Regions from separate parts of the Homo sapiens genome. Here region 1 is linked to region 2. Evidence: read pairs that join two places in POLR2A ChIA-PET (ENCODE). Cell type or tissue: GM12878. All regions are shown on one strand. Links, peaks and the distances in the headings refer to the core of each region. The heading gives the core; the rest is flanking DNA.

The links. Peaks named below come from ENCODE experiments on the same cell type or tissue, not always from the same donor. Only the 100,000 strongest peaks of a DNase experiment are listed, where the experiment ranks them.
Region 1: POLR2A ChIA-PET joins it to region 2 with 5 read pairs; 2 of 35 experiments call an interaction of 5 or more read pairs at or near these places.

What each region holds. Positions count from the first base shown.
Region 1 is chr18:4,230,146-4,235,542 of GRCh38, reverse strand. All of the region lies in intron 1 of DLGAP1 (DLG associated protein 1), which reads left to right. Among named protein-coding and RNA genes, the nearest start is that of DLGAP1-AS5, 32 kb to the left of the region's middle. RefSeq lists an enhancer at 1,227-2,144. In GM12878, for the core only: no CTCF peak of the experiment used is centred there; a DNase peak (open chromatin) is centred at 2,691.
Region 2 is chr18:4,382,930-4,388,326 of GRCh38, reverse strand. The region is part of intron 1 of DLGAP1 (DLG associated protein 1); the gene reads left to right. Among named protein-coding and RNA genes, the nearest start is that of DLGAP1, 70 kb to the left of the region's middle. In GM12878, for the core only: no CTCF peak of the experiment used is centred there; no DNase peak of the experiment used is centred there.

The DNA.
Region 1 (5,397 bases), core at 289-5,288, 150 kb after region 2:
ATTCCAAATGGTGCTAGGAATTAAAAAAACAGCAGGTTCAAACAAAGCTTAGATAATTTCATGGATTATAGCTTGATTTGCAGAGTAACTGCTATTTTACAGGCCAACATGAGCAATTCCCAAGTGGTTCATATGATGTTACTCTCACGATGTCTCCTCTGGCCCCCAGTTACCCCTCACATTTGAGGGGAGGGAGTGCAGCAAGCTCAGTGCTTCCCCAGTTTTCTCCATTGAATATATGCACTTTTTGAATTTTTAAAATCAAACAATTTTTCTAAAATTCAACTTAATAAGTGGTTAATGGGTGTCCACTATGTGGTGGGCCCGTGAGGGTACAAAATGAATGTGTCATTCTTCTAATTTGAAGGAGTGCTTCACCAAGGGACAGAAGAATATGTGCTTCCAATAAGCTGGAAAACAGGTTTGAGTAGGGTGTTCGAAGAGAGACAAAAATATTGTGGGTAAGCTCAGAAAAGGGAACAACCCTGACTGGGCAGAAGTCAGGAAGCTTCACAAATGAAGTAAAGTCATCTCTGAAATTTTCTTTTTCTTCCCATATCAAGAAAGAGAAGGGGAGAACAAGGGAGGGGAGGAAGGAAGGAAGATTTAAACACAAAGTTCAGGGTTCACGTGCACATCCTTTTTTTATGACATGCCTTTCTTTTACTTCTTTTAAACTATTCTTTTAGATTTGTTTTCGTGAATAAGTAAAACAGGAAAAAAAGAACGTCAGCATCTATCCAAATTGCCGTGAGTTGAAATGGGTGTAGTGAGAGTTGATGCTGAGACTTGTAGAGAGTTGACATAGTATATAATTACTACAGTTATCTGAGTGGCACTAAATTTGTTCACCTGTCATTCTTCTAGTGGTATATATTTGCTAAAATATGATTCAAAGAAGTGTTATTGTTTTTATAATTTGAAGAACAAAAGGCCTGTATTATATAAAATATTTTCCATTTAATATATTCTTTCTATAAAAGTTAAAAATCCAAAGAAATCTTTCAAAGTAAATTATTGTTCTCAGAAGGAAGGGTAGAAGAGTTTATACATTTGAAATTAAATTGGCTGGGTGCATAACTAAGAACATATTGAAAATGTACAGCACTTGAACCCTGCTGTGTTATCATCATAGTGAATCACAAGTTTTGCTTGGTTACTGTCAAATGGAAATAGAAATTAAATTTAAACAGAGCTTATTAAGACTTGTTAGTCTGAAGAGCACTTCATCAGCTTTAAAGTGTATGTAAGTGTCATGGCTAATTAAAATTGAGTTTTAGTGCAACTAACATAATTTTCTGTCTTAAAAATATGCTATCTGGGAACCTCTCCAGTACTTTGTCAAGATGTTCTTGGTACCATTATTAGTAATCATTAGGGACCATTATAGTTAATGTCTATTTGACCTTCCATCCAAGAAACTAAAAAAAAAAAAAAAATAGCAAAAAAGAAACTTTACATGGCTTGTGTTTGGAGGACAGTTCTTTGGTGTCATTTTTTATAGATGACTGGAATTTTGCTCAAACTGAGTCAGAAGTGAAAATTAAGATATTTAAATATTGAAATCATGCTTCTCAAAATATTTTAAAAACGTATGATGTAGTATAGCATGACAGGAGGAAAATAGAATACATTTGTATTATGTTTATTTGTATTAAAATAAGTATAGGAATAAAGAAATGGTAATGGACTGTGAATAATCAAAATAAAGTTGAAATACTTTCTCAGATCCCCTGTGATGTTATCTGTTTCCTATACAGCTTTCTATCTCCATCAAAAAGTATCTTTTATCTCCAATTAAAAACTAATTGATCTCTGAGGGGGTTTTAACATATGCGCATATTCCTTGATAATACTCCCTCCAGGAGGTGAAGCTTAATTCCCTTCCCTTTGAGTGTTGGCCAAACTTAATGACTTCCTTCTAACAAATAAAGCATGGAAAAGGAGAAACAGTAACTTTACAGTAGAGAGAGCCAGCATACAACATCGTAACCAGGCCGAGGTTAACAATAACAGTGATAAATCATGTTGATATAATGTACCCTGTGATATTATGTGATGAGAAGGCACCTCACCTCTGAGGTAATCTCCCCCTAAATCCATAACTCCAGCCTATTAGTGAGAAAAATATCAGACAATCTCAAACTGAAAGACCTTATGCAAAACATCTGACCAGTAAGCTTTAAAATGTACAATTTTTAAGGTCATGAAAGACAAGGAAATACTAAGGAATTGCCACAGATTAGAAGAGACTAAGGAGACACAATAACAAACTTCAATCTGTTTTCTGGCTTAGATCGGGGCCAGGGATAGAACATAAGTGGGAATACTGGGGAAATAAGTAAAATCTATAGTTTAGGTCATAACTCCGTACCAGCATTTCCTAGTTTTTGATCATTGTGATTTGATCATGTAGAATGTTAACATGAGGGGAAGATGGATGAAAGGTATGGGAGACTGTGCCAATTTTTCAACCTTTTATAAATCTAAAATAATTTTAAAATAAAACATTTTAAAACTAACAAATTCATGAGCAGTCATGATTCTCCTCATTACTCAGTAGCTAAGCTTCAAGGTGGTCCCTATAATCTTGACTTCTGTGTTCCCACACTTGTGTGGTTTCCTTTGAGAGCTGACCTGTGTACAAGATTTCTGCAGAAGTGAGGGTCTGTGGTTTCTAAGGCTAGGTCACAAAAGGTGCTGGCGGTTTCACCTTGGTCTCTTGAGTTGCTTGCTCCAGGGAAAGCTAGCTTTCATGCGGTGAGGTCCCTTCTGCTGCCCTAAGTCCCATATGAGAGGAGCTAGTGCATTTTTCCTTGACCATGGATTGAGTTACATTCCAGAGGTCCACAAACCAGATAGTGTAAAATTTCTTACATTTGTTATGCTGGAGCTTTGTTTCCTTGTTCTTAATGTCTGATTTTAAAGTTGATAGTAAATTTTAGGCTCTTGCACTTCTTTCTGCAAAAAAATGGCTTTTACATTACAACAACATTGTCTTATAAATTCTCTTGCACTTTTATAATTTTAAGACCTTCATTCATAAAATGACACATTCATTACATCAGCCATTAGACTATTTCAAGGTGCTGTTTAGTTGCAAAAAGTTCATTATCGAGAAAACAAGTCTAACCATTTATAATTTCTCACAATTTCTCTCCAGTGTGCACTGACTTCTGACTAATTTCTCTCCTATGTAAAGAAGAATACCTTTAGCCACATTTAAATTCAAGTTAAGCTTCTGTCAAATGTGATTTTAAAAAAAAATTTAAGGACCCCTCAATAGAATAAGAGATCACATAATTTTTTGCTATAATGAACATTACATTTTCTGACCACCAACATCTGTTTCTTTGTTGGATGGCGGGAATTCTTGGGATAGTTTGTAGGTTTTATGCTCATTGTTTTCTCTTTGTAAAATTAATAGGTGTAAATGTGACAAAATGAATCCGTGATTTAATAATACCTTACCTTTAAACTTCAAGCTCACCTCTTAGTAAACTCCAAATAATTATGAAATAGTTATTATTCAATTTATTCAGTTCTACATGAACTGAACAACTATGTATTAATACTTATTATTAATACACAATGGGCTTAACCTATTAGGGATTGCACATCGACCAATAGCCACAGAATTTCATTCTTAGTGTCAATAGCATATTCCCTACTAATGTGTGCATCTTGTAGACATTTAATGTTCATTTCTTCTCTATGAATATTCTTTCCTCTCAATTAGATACATTAGCTTTGATTTAAACACCTTCTGAATCATTCATTGTCCTGGAAGGAAAGAGGATTTACTCAGATGATTTAAATGAAGAAAGTTTTTAAAATAAAGAATTTGTTTACTAAGGAAAGAAATAGAGGATATGGGAGGATCCAGAGAATAGAAATGGTAGGAATGAGTTATTAAAAAAAAAATAGAACTGAAAACAAAGGAAGAAGCAAGCCCCAGGGAGGGCTAGAGCTCTAACAGAGAGATCACACAGTGGGAGTGGTAGTCTTTAAAAATCTAATTGCTTCACAGTAATTTTGCCAAAGCAGTGAAGGTGCAGGGAGGAAATACCCCAGTTTCTCTCTCAGCCTATCTGATAATCTCTTGCTTTACTGCCATTACTTCCCACAGGCAAAATCCAATCAAAACCCAGCTAGCTTGGCAGGCTGTCCTAGAGATCAGCCACCCAGGCTTCCAGAGCAGGGCAGAGAAGTATGAAAATTGATTTTGGAAAGGGGGCTAATGGAGAGCAAACACCATAAGAAAATGCTTTATTGGCAGCAAGCATTTTGTCTTTCCAGGTCATATTTTAAATATGCTTAAATATAAGGAAAAATTTATGCGTGTTTGAGATTTCATGTAAATATTTATATAAGTTGAATAATTATAATATTCCTGAATATGACATTTATTTCTTCTCAAGAGATAATATTTCTGACAATAAATAAGAAGGAAAAAAACTACCTGGTAGGTAATCTTGAAATTAATTTGTATAAATTTGAGCAAGTATTGAAACAAACCAAAGTGGATTCCTATTCAGGACTGTGGACAAGTACCACGGACAGCTACCACAGCGCTGCTTTTTAGGTTTTTTGTTTGTTTGTTTTATTTCAAATTATTTATTTTTAATTTTGGAGTATGTAGTAGGTGTATCTATTTATGGCATACATGACATATTTTGATAGAGGCATGCAATGAGTAATAATCACATCAGGGTAAGTGGGGTATCCATCACCTCAAGCATTTATCCTTTGTGTTACAAACCATCCAATCATACTTTTTAAGTTATCTTAAAATGTACAATTATTATTGACTGTAGTCACCCTGTTTTGCGGTCACATACTAGATCTTAGTCATTCTTTCTATTTATGTACCCATTAACCATCCCCATTTCCTCCCCACCTTCCACTTCCCAGCATCTGACAACCATCATTCTATTTTCTATCTCCATGAGCTCAAGTGTTTTAATTTTAGCTCCTACAAATAAGTGAGAACATGTGAAGTTTGTCTTTTTGTGCCAGGATATTTTACTTAACATAATGACCTCCAGTTCCATCTATGTTGTTGCAAATGACAAGATCTCATTTTTTATGGCTAACAGTACTCCATTGTATTTATATACCACATTTTCTTCATTCATCTGTTGATGGACACTGAGGTTGTTTCCAAAATTTGTCTATTGTGAACAGTGCTGCAGTAAACACGGGAGTGCAGAGTGCAGATATCTCTTCGATAATACGAATTCACTTTCTTTGCATAATATATCTAGCAGTGAGATTGCTGGGTCATATAATAGCTCTATTTTTAGATTTGGAGAAACTGGCAAACTGTTTTCCATTGTGGTTGTACTAATTTACATTGCTACCAACAGTGTATGAGGGTTCCCTTTTCTCCACATC
Region 2 (5,397 bases), core at 291-5,290:
TTTTTCCTTCGAAACCGTCTCCTTCTTGGTCATTAGCTTCACCATCCTCTAATCAGAAACTTGAGTGTCATTCTTGAGTTTCCCCTCTCTATGTTTTACTTTACTGTGTCCTGTCTGCTGCATTTCTTAACACTCTTTAGCATTGCCCTTACCCTAATTCAGAGCCTCATTTGTCTCTTGAAATATTGCAAAGATTTAAATATGACTTTAGCTCACTGTTTATGCCTAGCTTCCACTCCGTCCTCCACACTGCTGACCCCGATTCTTCCCCACTAGGCACTCAGTCCCTGTAGAGAACAGTCCAATTTCCTGAGCTTGGCAAAAGAGACACTTCATTACCTGGGCCTTTTGAGTGTGTGTGTGTGTGTGTGTGTGTGTGTGTGTGTGTGTGTGTGTATGTGTGATGGAGTCTCTGTCACCCAGGCTGGAGTGCAGTGGTGTGATCTCAGCTCACTGCAGCATCCACCTCCCGGGTTCAAGTGATTCTCCTGCCTCAGCCTCCCAAGTAGCTGGGACTACAGGCACACACCACCATGCCCGACTAATTTTTGTATTTTTAGTAGAGACGGGGTTTCGCCATGCTGGCCAGGCTAGTCCCGAACTCCTGACCTCATGATCTGCCCGCCTCAGCCTCCCAAACCTGTGCCTTTCTTTACTTAACTTCCTCAGCTGCATTTCTTCTTCATTCTTCCCTTCTGCTGTATGTGCATTTATTCTAGACAGCTTAGTTGTCCCCCAAAATGTCATAGAGAAAGCACTGGACTTAGAGATAGTGCAGAAGACAGTTTGTTCTTATGAGCAAGAGACATAATTAGAAGTATGCCCTAGAATAAGCAGCATAATAGTCATGAAATTAAAATGAAGTGTATTTATTTCCATTTAAACAATATACTTCCATCACAATTACTTATAATAACATTTTAAAATCATCGTCTGGTCACATATATGGCCCAGCTTAAATCTTTATTACATTAATTACTTATGTATAGCCTTGTGTGGTTTATTTTCACTCAAATGTGGCTTATTTCCCAATCAGACTATTAAATTCTTTTTTTACTCCCCAAAGAATCTAGAAAAATGCTGTGCAGGTGTGTTTGTTATAGAGGCTTAATAAATGCCTCTTGACTGATTGATATTGCCTACCTTTTCACTCAACCTTGCTCCCTCATTTCTTCATCTTATCCTTTTCATCCAGTCCCATGGTTTTTATTACAATTCCAATGAGGGTTTAGGTATTTAGAACACAATGGGTGGTCCCTAAATATTGAAGAATAACAGCATCATCCCCATACTAACTTAAATCTTGTTTCATTGCGAGTGACTTAGAAAGGTAGTTTACTCTTACTTATCTCAGAATATTATAGAGGCCACATTTCTCTTTCACCCCAAACAGTCATGCTCCACAGATTTTATACCCTAATTACCCCTATTATGCAACCTGATGCTCTCCTATCTTTCTTTCTTTGCCTCATTTCTTTTGCTTTAACCAGCATCTTCTCCATTCTAAACATAGCCCTACTTTCTGTTTGCTTATTTTCATTCTCACATACCTGGGCCTCAGAGTGTTGTTCTCCCAGACAGTCAGTTTGTAATGGTCTCTAAAAGAGTTGCTGCCCATATCCCTATTTCCTTTTAAATACTCTGCATATGTGATCTTTCTCATTACTCTATAGACCTAAGAAAACTCATGCCCATATTTTCCCATTATCACCTGTATTAACTCTGAGCCAGCTCTTTGACCTTGGACAGGTCGACTGGCTATACAACTACAGCTCACTTAAAACTGTTACATCACTGTCATTCTTGCTTCTACTTATAGCTAATGTGACATTAATCATGATGGACTATAGTTATATTTGATAATTTGCCATATCCAGTGGACTGTAATCTCCTGATGGAATGTTTGAGTCCCTAATGTCAGTTAATGGAAAATTTGGGGTTGTTCATGTTTACTAGGTCAGTGAATAAGATAGTCAGATTTTTGTTTGTCTTCTAATAATAAAAAGAAATGGAATACTATTCTGAGAAGACACTGCCTGGGAAATTACAGGATCTAGCCTTCAGATAGTCTAGGTAGTCTTTCTCGATCTGGTCGGCATTCTGACCTTTCTGATTGTCAAAATGATAAATGAGGATAGGATAAATTTAGCTATATTAGAACGGGGACATAAGAAGAAGTCATAGCTATCATTGTAGCCACCCCCTTCCCCAGCCCCCAGCAATCCCTTGTCACAAACACATTCAAATGTTTGTTGAGGAAATGACCCTTAAATGTGACACTTCATTTAGCCCACACCAGGCCATTTTCTAAATCCTTGAGGCAGCTTCTTAAAGTCCCAGTTCTCATTCCATATATTTCTTTGTGCTTTTCTGTGCTTGAAAAGCTTTCATAAGCTTTCCTCTAAATACCTACAGAAAGTTCATATTCTCTACAAAAGTGATTTCAACAACAGCATAACATTAGTGCCAATTTACAGGCATGTTTACTCTAACTGGATTCCACATGGCTCCACCACTACTATGAAATTATTCGTAACTAAAGCAATGAAAGTAACATGTAAAAAAATAAATTTACTTTCCAATGTATTATATTTGTGTGTATTTGTATTATGTATCTTGTTTTAGAAGTCTCTGGATGGTGACAGCCCTGAATCTGTAGATTTCTTTTCCTAGAACAGCCTGTCAATTGGATGCTACCCGGTGGTTTCTGTGAGGTGCCTACTGCTCATTCCCATGGCGCTTGTTTTATTTATTTATATAATGTGACACATTATTCCTGGCAGCAACCAGCAATCTGCATCTCTCAAATCAGATGTGATCAACAACAGAGTTTTCTGCTAAGGTTTGGGAAAAAAAAATGAAAGTATTGTGATGATGTAACTAAAAAAGAATGAAAAACAAATATCCAATCTAATGCCGTTTTGACCCAGATTTCAGGGGGTCTGAGGAGGGCATTTTGAGAGCTAACTTTTCCTGAACATACAGGTTGTACACTAGCTATGATCTCAAATAATTATCGAACAAGTTTCATTGTCTCACTGCTACTTTGGCATTTTCTTTATTCAAAATCTATATGCTGCCTGAGATCATCGGAGAGTATGTATATGAAAATGAGAGTGAAAATAAGAGAGGAATTTAGTGATCTAAGGACTACATTAAGGGAGTAGCTGTTAGTGTCAGTAAGTCTGGGTTCTATTTCTGAGTCTACCCTCCCTTCCTACTGTACAGCCTGCCTAAGCTTTCATTATTACTTATTGTATTGTATTGTATTGTTTTTTAAAGTGATTATTTCCATGGCAATGAGGCACTGTTGCAGGCATTAGGGAGGCATTACAGCCACAGTGGAGTTCGGAATCAGCAAAGAAGATAAAGGGAGTGGAGAGAAAAGGAGCAGGGGTTGGAAAAACTTTGAAAGCAAAGATGTAGGATGAATCCAACAAAGCATCAAAGATATTCTAATTTCTAATATCAGTTAATGGAAAATTTGGGGTTGTTCATGTTTACTAGGTCAGTGAATAAGATAGATTTTTGTTTGTTTTCTAATAATAAAAAGCAATAGAATAGTATTCTGAGAAGACACTGCCTGTGAAATTACAGGGTCTAGCCTTCAGATAGGCTAGGTAGTCTTTCTCGATTGGTCGGCATTCTGACCTTTTTGATTGTTGAAATGATAAATGAGGATAGGGTAAATTCAGCTATATTAGTACGAGGAAATATAGAGAGAGTATTTGATCTAGAGTTAGCCCTGATGTTAAAAAATAACAAAGGAAAACTCACACTATTGCTCTTAAAAGGTTCAACCTGTTTTCCAAAGATGAAAAATAAAATTCCTTTGATGAACAAGATATGGTGTATGAAAATGAACTAATCCCTGCTATTACATTCTGTCATCAAAGTGGACTGGATGGTTCCACATGAACACAAAGATGGTTATCAGATCAGTAATAATAATAATTATAAGGATCTCAACTTGCTGAGCACTTACTAAGATCCAGGTGCTAGTCTAATAAATTTCAACATATTAACTTAATAACTTCTCTGAGAAGAGAGAGATCTTTCGAAATCAGACTTAGTGTGTGCAGTTGCCTTCACAATGAAAATTTAGCTCTGCAAATGTCCTCCCTGGACCCTAAGAAACTTGGATAAAGCCGATATTAGGTAGGTTAAACATTTACTTTTCATTATCCATCAGATAGAATATTGAATAATATCTTCAATTCTGTCATTAGCACTCAATTTAGGAGTAAGTCTCGTTGCTGTTGACCAAAGTTATTTGAGAGGGTGAAATTGCTTGTCGCATGGCTCAATTTACCATTTTATGACATTACCATAGTGTATGGAAGCTGTTTTGACTTTTGTACATCTTATTAGCAGAGTGAAAGGGTGTTTTACACTAATCTTTTCCATTTCCCTGAGTCTGGATAATTGATCCAGAGTTATTTTATTTATTTGGTAGGAGCCATTGAAATGGTTGCACTTAATCTCATCCTCAAACTTGTGGATTAGATGTGCCAGTAGAGTAGGTTCAAATGGAGATGGAACAATTCTGCTTCTTTCCTTCAATATCATGATATTTGTGTTTTCTCCATTTGGTTACTTAAAACAGTCACATGGTCATATTATGTGGGTTATCAAAAGGAAGTATAATAATCTGTGATGTTTAATCACTTCGCATTCTACATAGCATAGTCAGAAAGCAGTTCTACTTGATTCTCATAGGTAAACATCCCTTTTTTTTTAATGAGCAAGGATACTCGGTTTTGTCTAAGTGCATACAGAGCTTGTTCAGTAACTGATAGGTTTAAAACCCAGGTCTCTTATCTCCCTGTCTAATGCTGTTTCTAGTACAAGCTCCTGCCAGTAAACTAGAGGGAGATATCTTACATGCCCATTTTATTAGGATTATATTTTCAAAATTTAATTATGTAAGGAAAAGGAAAATGAATGCTAATGAAAACCATGAAAATCCCATTAATGTACTAAATATTTTGAGTTTAAGTACATATTATTTTACTCATTAATAAATATGCTTGCACAGTAGTTGAATTTTAAAAGTTAAAGTTCTAGAGATAATGACCTTTCAGTTAGATGAATATTAGAACATTATTCCCCAGGTAATGTTTTAATGTTTTGTTTGTGCTTTTGTTCTATCTGGATAATGATGCAGTAATTCTTAGGACATTTAGCTTTTGTAAAAAGGAGTGAAGGTAATTAACCTCTGATTCCTTTGCTAAACTCTGTTAGCAGGCAGATCAGTCATTTGACCTCTATTAGGCAAGATAATGTAATGGAAAGACATGGCTGGTTATCCTCTGTGAATTCTAAATACAGTTACTGATATACTGGCTGGCCCTATATACATTCTTTGGTTTCCAAGGTTCTTAGTTGCCCTGGCTT